Linked DNA regions of Homo sapiens: all the other regions are linked to region 2. Evidence: chromatin contacts called from ENCODE Hi-C or POLR2A ChIA-PET data. All regions are on one chromosome and are shown on one strand. The core of a region is the stretch at or near the end of the contact, and the rest is flanking DNA. Distances in the headings are between cores, read along the strand shown. Region 1 has its middle 14 kb from the start of MIR6881. Region 2 has its middle 29 kb from the start of ARID3B. Region 3 overlaps ARID3B (AT-rich interaction domain 3B).

Region 1 (3,309 bases), core at 455-2,954, 110 kb after region 2:
AAATTAAATAATTTATTCAGAGATGAGGTCGCGCTATGTTTTCCAGGCTGGATTCAAACTCCTGGGCTCAAGTAATCCTCCTGCCTGGGCCTCCCAAATAGTTGGGACTACAGGCGTGAGCCACTGCATCCAGCTTCTAGGCATTTCATATAAATGGAATTGTACATGTCACCTTTTGTGTCTGACTTCTTTCACTTAGCATACTGTTTTCAGGGGTTATCATGTGGTAGCCTGAACCAGGACGCCCCATCTTCTCACTGCTGAATGAGAGCTCATTGTGTGGCTAGGCCATGTTGCTTATCTGTGCCTCAGTTGATGGACATGGACATTGTTCCCACTTTTCGGCTGTTATAATAATATCCAGAATAACGCTGTATGAATATTTGTGTACAAGTTTTTGTGTGATCAGATGTTTTCAACTCTTTGGAACATCTATTTACCTGGGAGTGGGACTGCAGAATCCCATGGTAACTCTGTGTTCAACGTTTTGGGCAACTGACAAACTGCTTTCCACAGAGGTGATACCATTTTACATCCCCGCCATCAGAGTGTGAGGGCTCTAATCTTGCCACAGTCTCACCAACACTTGTTATTTTCTCTGCCTTTATTCTTTCAACACACACACACACACACACACACACACACACAGAGAGAGAGAGAGAGAGAGACATTGAGACAGGGTCTTGCTCTGTCACCCAGGCTGGAATACAGTGGTGCAATTTTGGCTCACTGCAATCTCCGTCTCCTGGTCTCAAGCAATCCTCCCACATCAGCCTCCCGCGCAGCTGGGACTGCAGGTGCATGCCACCACACCCAGATAATTTTGTGTATCTTTTGTGGAGATGAGGTTTCACCACATTACCGAGGCTGGTCTCGAACTCCTGAACTCAAGAGATCTGTTGGCCTTGGCCTCCCAAAGTGCTGAGATTTCAGACATGAGTCACTGTGCCTGGCCTTCAACACATATTTTGTTGAGCCCCTGCTTGGTGTCAGGCCTGTGCTGGGGTAGGGGATGCAGGGGTCCAGGCTGCTCTTGCAGAGCCAAAGGGACATAGATGTGACCCAGTGGTGGCTGGTGCTGAGTGGAGGGAAGGAGGAGGTGAAGTGATGGGAGTGACCTGCATGGACAGTCAGGGCAGGCTTCAGGGAGGCAGCGTTTGTGCCCTGGGAAGGTCTTGGCTGTTACTGTCCAATCCCAGCCTCTGTCCCTTCCCAAGTCCCCAGGATGAGTGGTAGTCAAGGTGCTGGGTGCCTCAGTGTTATAATGTGAAAAGTCTCAGCCTGGCCTGAAACTCACCCATTAGAGCCCTCACCTGCAGATTCTATGCCCACAGCCCAGGCCAGATGAGGAAACTGTGGCTCAGAGAAGGGAATGACTTCCCAAAGGTCATCCCAAAAGGTAGTGGCAGAGGGAGACCAGATCCCTGATCTACAGATGCCCAGCCTGGGGTCCTTTTAGCTCTGATGGGGTGAGGCCTGGGGCAGCATGAGGCTGGGAGCAGGGAAGATGGGGGAGGGCAGGAGGCTGAGAGAGCCCAGGTGAGAGAGGGCCAAGCTTGAAAGGTTTTCCCAGGCTGGGGGAGAGGCCCTGGTCAGGATGTGTATGGGTAAGGGGTGAGATACAGAGGTCCCTGGGGCGGGCCCAGACCTGTTTCTCCTTTGCCCAGTTTCAGTTCTGTTTTGCTTGTCCCCTTCTGTTTTGCGTTCAGAGTGGGTTGGGGTGGTGGTGGGGTGACTCTTAGCCCCCATCTTGATCCCCATGGTGGGGGATGAGGAGATGGGCTTAACTCCAGACACCACTTTCAGTCCCCCTTTCTACCCCCACCCAGGGTCCCCCAGTCTAAGGGCGGATGCGGGAGGCCTGGCTGGGTCCGTCCTCACAAGGAGGGGCAAGCTGGGCAGAGCCTGGCTGGCCTCCCCTGCTGCCATACCTTGGAGCCCACAGCCTCCAGTGGGTAGTGACTGGCCCCAAATCTAGACATAGGTAATGTTTGCTTAGTGAGCTCATGTGCTATGGGACTAAGTTGAAATGCTCTGCCCCTTACTCATACACCCTTATTGACTCACAGGTCCCCAAGGTGAGTCACGCCCACATCAGGTATTGTGGGTGTATGAGACATACACCCACTGCAAACTGGGATGCAGTTTCCAGTCCCCCTGCCAGCATGCTTAGGGCACCAGGAAGGGCAGTGGGTGCTGATGGGCCCCAGATTTACCAAAGATGACTCCAGTTGGAGGCCTTGGACTGCTGTGGGCTTGTCAGGGGCCTTTGTGGCCCTGGGAGGAGGTGTCTGGGGCTGCTCCAATGTCTTTGGGGTCTCTCAGGTTGGGGTGGATCCTTTGGGAGTGCTGGGCACTGGCAGAGACTCAGGCCGCAGGGAGGGGACTTGCTTTCCCTCTGGCTCCCTCAGGAGGCCTCAGCTGCAGTGCTGGGTGCTGGCTGTCCTCAAACCCATGTCCTCCAGCCCCCTGACGTCTTCTCATTTCCTCATCTCAGGTTTCAGCCCACTCAGGCTGACGTTGCCTTCTGATCTCGTTTTTCAGCAGCCCCCAGGTCTCCGTGGCTGCTGTGCAGAAACGCGAGTGGTTGGGGGAAGTCCACATGATGCTGGCCTTGAAGAGCCTCCTGCCAGCCAGGCCTCAGGAGGGCTCACTTCCCCATTGCAGAACTCCTGCGGAGACCCAGGGGCAATTTCTGGTCTTTAGCACAGGGCCTCTGAGGGGCTGGCTTTTCCTAGGGGCTGCCCTGGTGCTGTGGCACCGTGGGGTGGGGGATTTCGGCAACGCCAGGGGCTCGACATGGCTGAAACTTCTTTGGACAGCTCAGCTACCCCAGGTAGAAGCCTCTGTCCCTCCCGGAGCCAGGCCTGTCCCAGCTTCGAAGTCAGATGTTGGGACATGCTGTATGCCTTTGGGACGAGTAGCCCCGTGGGCTCAGAGCTCTGACAGTGAACCCAGATGGGGTTGCTGTGAGGCACTGGGCGGGTCTAAACAAACAAGGTGCTGTGTGAGTGCATAGGTGCGAACAGGCTGCTCCAAGGGACTCTTGAATTGTCTTTGCGGACAAGTGGGAGTTAGCTGGAAAAGAAGGAGCTGCGTGGTCAGAGGCGTGGAGGCAGGCAGTGGAATAACCCATGTGGAGAACTGCAAGCATTTCCACATGACTGACTGGAGTGTGAGGGGGTGTAGGAGACCGGAGGGCAGGCGGTGGGCAGGGGGCTGGAGAAGGACCCTGAGGGCTCAGCCAAGGAGCAGGACTTTTCCTGAAGCAGCAGAGGCAGAGAGCCAGGCCCCTCCTGAGCCCTCTCA
Region 2 (3,109 bases), core at 566-3,065:
CTCAGACTTCAGCCCACTGTGCCTCTCAAAGACGAAGAAACACATATTCTACTATGTGATCCCAGTAAAATTCGTTTTATTAGTGTGAGGTGAGGGGCATGTACCCCTTAGGATGAGGTTGGAGGCAATGACTCAGTGACTCAGTTCAGCAATAGCTTTTTCTAAAACCTTGAGTCTTTTTTTTTTTCAATCTCTTCAACATCTTTTGCAGGCTGCGGATGGGTAGTGAATGAAGATTGAAAACTGGTTTTCTTTTCTTTTTTTTTTTTTTTTTTGAGATGGAGTCTTGCTCTGTCGCCAGGTTGGAGTGCAGTGACACTATCTTGGCTCACTGCAATCTCTGCCTCCTGGGTTCAAGTGATTCTCCTACCTCAGCCTCCCAAGTACCTGGAATTACAAGCACGTACCACCACATCCAGCTCATTTTTGTATTTTTAGTAGAGATGGAGTTTTACCATGTTGGCCAGGATGGTCTCGATCTCCTGACCTCGTGATCCACCTGCCTCGGCCTCCCAAAGTGCTGGGATTACAGGCGTCAGCCAGCGCGCCCGGCATGAAAATTGGTTTTCTATAATCTTCTTTTGCAAATCCTGTATTGGTGGACTTGCCCGTAACTTTGAAGTGTGACCTTATTGTTTTGGTGTCTCGGCCAAACTTGAGACGAGTGAGGTTCCTTTAAATATCCTATGTATGACATAACTCTGGAAGTACACATAAGGAACAGGAAATATTGGTTACCTTTGGTGGGGAATTTATTGGCTCAGGGCAGCAATGAGAGTGAGAATTTTTCACATATATACTTTTTTGAACCATTTTAATTTAAAACCATATGGTATATAATATCAATTCAAAAATTTAAATTAAAGAAATGTACCTCCTAAATATATTATAGTCATACAATGGAACACTTGGCAAATCTTAAAAAGAATGAGCTATATATCCCGATGTACAAAAATCTCAAAGAAACTGGTGTGGTAGTGTGTACCTATAGTCCCAGCTACTTGGGAGGCTGAGACTGGAGGATTGCTTGAACCCAGGAGTTTGAGTCCAGCCTGGGCAAGATAGCAAGACCCCCACCTCCACCCCACAATTACCTCTAAGGAAAAAAATAATAAAAAGAAAAATCTCAAATATCTTAAACTTGATTCTCATTTCTTAACCACAGAAAAGGCCTTTTTTTTTTTTTTGAGACAGAGTTTTGCTCTTATCACCCAGGCTGGAGTGCAATGGTGTAATCTCGGCTCACTGCAACCACTGCCTCCCAGGTTCAAGCGATTCTCCTACCTCAGCCACCTGAGTAGCTGGGATTACAAGCGCCTGCCACCATGCCTGGCTAATTTTTATATTTTTTGTAGAGACGGGGTTTCACCATGTTGGCCAGGCTGATCTCGAACTCCTGACCTCAAATGATCTGCCCGCCTCGGCTTCCCAAAGTGCTGGGATTACAGGCGTGAGCCACCGCGCCCGGCCAGAAAAGGCTTGTATTTCTCGTACATGGGCATGTATAGTGCAAGATGGACAACTTTTCAGGGCAGCTGTTTCTGCATCTGGTGACTCAGGGATCCAGGCTGTTTCCATTTTGTGGCTTCACCATCTAAATGCGTGGCTTTCACAATTGCTGCAGCAGGGGAAGAGAGAGCTGGAGAGACATAAAATGGCACTAAATGCTTTGGCCCAAGAGTGCCCAATATCATTTCTGTTCATAGCCCTTGAGCCAGAACTAGTCTCATGGTCTCAGCCTCACCGCAAAGCAGGACAGGAAATGTTGTCATCCTTTATGCCCAGAAAAAAGGAAATGAAATGAGGTTCAGTATCATATGGCATCGTGTCTACCACAAAGACACAAACAAGTAACAGGAGGAAGGGTCCTGAGGATCTAATATCAGGAGATTTACTTTTCACTATACTATTCACTCTATTTCTCTTTTTTTATACAACAAAAAGTGAGTATGTATACATACTTGTTCACTGTATTGTTTTGAATTTTTTAACCATTGGCTTGTGTATACTTTTTCAATGAAAGACTTTGTAATTTTTGCAATGGATGCTAAGATTAGTGGGTAAAAGTTTTATGAGGAACAGGATATAGTCTCAAAATATCTCCCCACAAGATACTTATTGGCCAGGCATGGTGGTTCATGCCTATAATCCCAGAGTTTTGGGAGGCTGAGGCCAAGTTGGGAGGATTACTTGAGGCCAGGAGTTGGAGATCAGCCAGGGTAACATAGCAAGACCTGTCTCTACAAAAATAAAATATTAGCCAGGCCTGGTGGCGTGCCTGTAGTCCTTGTTACTCAGGAGGATGAGGTGGGAGGATCACTGGAGCCCGGAAATTTGAGGCTGCAGTGAGTTATGATTGCGCCACTGCACTTCAGCCTGGGCAACAGAGTGAGACCCTGTCTCTAAAAAAAGAAAAAAAAAAGATACTTATTAACTAAAAATCGACAAAGAATAACTTTAAAGTGGAAAACTGGCAGACACCACCTTGACCTAAAAATAAAAATTAACATCACCAGTAGTCAGTAATGTGCCTCCTGATTTAATAAACCAAGAACACAGCATCAGTTTTAGAATATTCCTGCCAAAAATGTATAGCCTGAATCTAATCATGAGGGGAAAAAACAGATAAACCTAAAACAAGAACCTCATACAAAATATCTGGCCTGTATTCTTCAAGTGACAAAGGATCGTGGGAGGCAAAGTCAGACTGAGGAATTATTCCAGATTAAAAGAAACTAAAGAGATTTCTCAACTAAGTGCAGTGTGTGATCCTGGATTGGATCCTGAGCCAGAAAAATAATTTTTCTTTCTTGTTTTTGAGACAGAGTCTCGCTCTGTCGCCCAGGCTGGAGTGTAGTGATGCTATCTCGGCTCACTGCAACCTCCGCCTCCTGGGTTCAAGTGATTCTCCTGCCTCAGCCTCCTGAGTAGCTGGGACTACAGGTGCGCACCACCACGCCTGGCTAAGTTTTGTATTTTTAGTAGAGCCAGGGTTTCACCATGTTGGCCAGGCTGGTCTCGAACTCTTGACCTCAGATGATCTGTCCACCTCGGCTTCCCAAAGTGCTGAGATTACAGGCATGAGTCACCATGCCTGACCTTAGAAAAA
Region 3 (3,058 bases), core at 257-2,756, 86 kb before region 2:
CATAGGGGGTGCTGCGGGCCTGTAGGCTTGGTTGGCCCAATTACTGCCCTAATGCCATCGGACAGTGCCCACCAGGGACTCTCTGTCTTGCCAAGGAAGGCCTTAGGCACTGGGCTTTAGACATTTCAAAGTGAGTTCTCATTCACTTGTGTCTCCGATCACACTAGAGTCCCCATTTCACAGACAAACTGCCCAGAGTTTGTCATAGGTCACACAGCAAACCAGCAACTAAGCCCCCTGGTCCCCTAATCTGCCCCAGAAAGGTAGTTTCTCAGCTGTTCTGAGCTTGACAGCATGAACATCCTCAGGAGCCACAGGCAAAGTGGGCTGAGGCTTGGCATTCCCCTCGAGGTCATCTGGCCATTCTGAACGCCCCTCCTCAGCCTGCTTCCTCCGGCTGAGCCATGTGCCCCCGGAACCCCTCTGAACTCTGTTGCCGATCCCTCCCTCCATCTGCGCCTTCAGTGAAGCAGTTTCTTAAAGGAGGGGTCCTTGGTACCGTGGAGGGACAGGACATCTCTGGGAATTCGTACCCAGCTGCGTTCGTGCTGAGTTCTTCATGACCCACTCCTTCCAGCGTCAGCTGGTGGATCCAGGGCTGGGTACTGAGCCGTACTGGACCAGTGGGCCCCCTCCCGGGATCGCTGGACTTGGAGCAGAAGAGTCCCTCCAGGGCTGAAGATTGGACACAGAAAACTTGGGAACTGTCAACTGCCCTGTTATTCACCTCGTGAAAAAAGCTGGATTTCTAATGAGAGCGAATGGAGGTGACAATTCCCAGAAACTGGAATTGGGATGGTGAGATTTTAGTTCAGCCGCCGGCGGTCTCATGCGTGGAGGTGATAAAGTTGAGCTTTGAGGTGGTCTTCAGAGGGAGAGGAATACCCTCTGCGGGCAGAGCTTCCTGGGTTCCGGGCCCTTCCGGACGTCAACACAGGTCCAAATGCCCTTGGGCTCCTCCGCACACCCTGGGTGCAAGAATAAATCCTTCTCTCTGCCGCCATTAGCCTGACTGGCTTCGGTTACTTCGCACAAAAAGCCCTTGCCGAGCAAACGTCCCCGGTGCTGCTCCAAAGGAGACCCCTGCCCTCCTGGAAGCTCCTCCCTGAGGCCGGGTATCCACTCGCCGCTCGCAGCCCTCGCTCTAGCTCCAGCTCCTGTTCCTTTTCCTGCCCACCCCGCCCAGTGAGGAGATCAGCACCCCTTGTCTGTCTCTGTGTCTGTCGGGGTTCGTGCCTCACTGTGTCCAAGCCCGGCTTCTATCCCTAGTCCCTTCCTGTTCGCGCCACTCCTGCTTGCTTTCTTCTCCCCTTCCCTCCAGCGGTGGTTCCAAACCTTCTCTTCCATAAGACCCTCCATTCCGTTTCCCAGAGACCCAGGGGTGCCCCTCGCAGGGGCAGAGGCGCAGCCTGTAGTGGATCTCCCTCCGCGCAGGGCGGGCAGTCTAAGGTCATTCCCGGTCACCCTGCCCCCTCGCTCCCATTGGCTCTGGGGAGGGCACGTGACTCAATCCTGGCCAATGGCGTGGCGGGGCCTGTGGCTTGCTGCCGGGCAGGCTTTTCTAGGAGCTTCTGGGGTAACGCCAGAGAAACCTGCTAACACACAAGGTTAGCTGAGAGTGAGCTCAGTGAGCTTTCCCTTTGAAGAAGGCGTGGGTGAAGGGGAGAAGGTTCAGGAGAAATCAAGGGGTCAGGAGTAGTTCACTCAGTCCCCTTTCACTCTGAAGGAGCTCACCTCTCCCCAGTACTGTCCAGTGGAAAGGCCACTCAAAGCAACTGAGAGAGACCTGCTTGTGTGAAGAGGTAGAGGTTTATTGAAATATAAACATTCGAGAACATGTAAGATAGAAAATAACCACAACATATAGACACTTGCTGCAGGAGGACATCTGAGGTATTTACTCACTGCCTAGGCTACCCATGTGCTATCACATTTTTCCTGGTTAGAATACATATAAGATGGAGAGCAGGAGGGGACAGAGCTGCCCTGGCTGATGGCACCTTCAGGGGAAGCTCTGCTTGGGCCAAGGCCCCACTCGTGGGGGCACCTGCTGGCACCCCTCATCGGGCTCTGGGTGACACCCTGCTGTTGTCCTTGAGGGCAGTGAGGGTTCACTCCAACGGTGTGGCCAGGCGAGCTGCCTGGGGAAAGGGAGAGGATCCAATGACCGGAAAGACACAGTGTGCTTTCCCTGCATCCTCTGGGTGGGAAGAGTCCATCCTTTGTGACCAAACCCCTGAGAAAGACATACTGGCCAAATGTCTGAGACACCTTCAAATGGGCCCAGTGCCAGCCAACTGGGCTCCTCACTGGCACCACGTCCCAGATGCCCTTCTCTGCCCACACCCTGCAGGCTGAGGCCAGAGGAGGTCAGCCCTCGGGAGATGGGGTATGTGTGTGTGTGTGTGTATGTGTGTGGGAGTGGGGGTGAGTGTGTGTGGAGGGCTGAGAGAAGACGCAGTTGAGCAGAGCTGCAGCTTACCGGGCTGAGGTATCTGTTTGTGCTCAAGCTTTTGATTCCCTTTCCTCTCCTACACAGGACTGAATGCGAGCCACGCTGCCACACACACCCACGCCACGCGCGGTGTCTCCCACTGCCACAGCCCCATGTCACAGTGGTGGTGTTCTGCTGAACATTCCAGGGCTTCCTCGACTGAGGTGAGCCGCAAGCGAATCAATTTTCTTTACAGCACAGGAGCTGCCTGCTCCCGCGCAGGGTCCAGGAGGAGCTGTGGAGTTATTCATCTCCTCATACCCTGGGGCGGCTCAACCTCTGGCAAGGCCAGCGAGGACCCCAGCCTGCCTGTGCCCTGAGCTGGGAATGCTGAGTGATGGGGAGGTGTCCTCTGCCTCCCTGGTCAGCTGGGGGTGGGGGTGTGGCAGAAAACGGTCTTCAGAACTGGTACAGTTTCAGGGCCCGACCCGGTGTGAGAGCGGGCCTCTCCACTCCACCTCCCCGCCCCCGCGATCCCTGAGTCGTCTCCCCTGCATGCCTCCACCCACCTCCTCACTGGGCTTGAGGGAAGGGCCAGAGGGGCCGGGTTACCCAATCACTTGC

What was found. A loop is a pair of places that touch in the nucleus more often than their neighbours do. ChIA-PET counts read pairs that join two places held with the same protein, here RNA polymerase II (POLR2A). Pooled maps may share reads with other maps.
Region 1: a pooled map shows a loop between it and region 2 (5-fold over the local background). The contact joins two enhancer-like sites. A Hi-C loop is called at or near these places in 6 of 37 single-sample maps with no recorded cell type and 5 of 50 pooled maps.
Region 3: a loop to region 2 is called in a pooled map, with 2.7 times the contacts of the local background. The contact joins two enhancer-like sites. A Hi-C loop is called at or near these places in 2 of 50 pooled maps. POLR2A ChIA-PET finds 5 or more read pairs at or near these places in 4 of 52 experiments (BJ, Panc1, WTC11 and 1 more).

Annotation. Positions count from the first base shown.
Region 1 is chr15:74,395,891-74,399,199 of GRCh38, reverse strand. No RefSeq gene overlaps it. Among named protein-coding and RNA genes, the nearest start is that of MIR6881, 14 kb to the left of the region's middle. RefSeq lists enhancers at 1,400-1,449, 1,470-1,889, 1,479-2,112, 2,130-2,329, 1,499-2,698 and 3 more. Within about 2 kb of position 1,704, at least 9 of the 41 ENCODE cell types and tissues checked have a DNase peak (open chromatin) inside an H3K27ac peak, as active enhancers do.
Region 2 is chr15:74,510,922-74,514,030 of GRCh38, reverse strand. No RefSeq gene overlaps it. Among named protein-coding and RNA genes, the nearest start is that of ARID3B, 29 kb to the left of the region's middle. RefSeq lists enhancers at 1,453-1,512, 1,823-1,872. Within about 2 kb of position 1,815, at least 9 of the 41 ENCODE cell types and tissues checked have a DNase peak (open chromatin) inside an H3K27ac peak, as active enhancers do.
Region 3 is chr15:74,596,864-74,599,921 of GRCh38, reverse strand. It overlaps ARID3B (AT-rich interaction domain 3B), which reads right to left. Exons shown (of 9, transcript NM_006465.4): 9 at 1,791-3,058. It overlaps CLK3-AS1 (CLK3 antisense RNA 1), which reads left to right. Exons shown (of 9, transcript XR_007064715.1): 9 at 1-1,003. Among named protein-coding and RNA genes, the nearest start is that of CLK3-AS1, 17 kb to the left of the region's middle. RefSeq lists enhancers at 1,340-1,634, 909-1,797, 2,413-2,913. Within about 2 kb of position 1,506, at least 33 of the 41 ENCODE cell types and tissues checked have a DNase peak (open chromatin) inside an H3K27ac peak, as active enhancers do.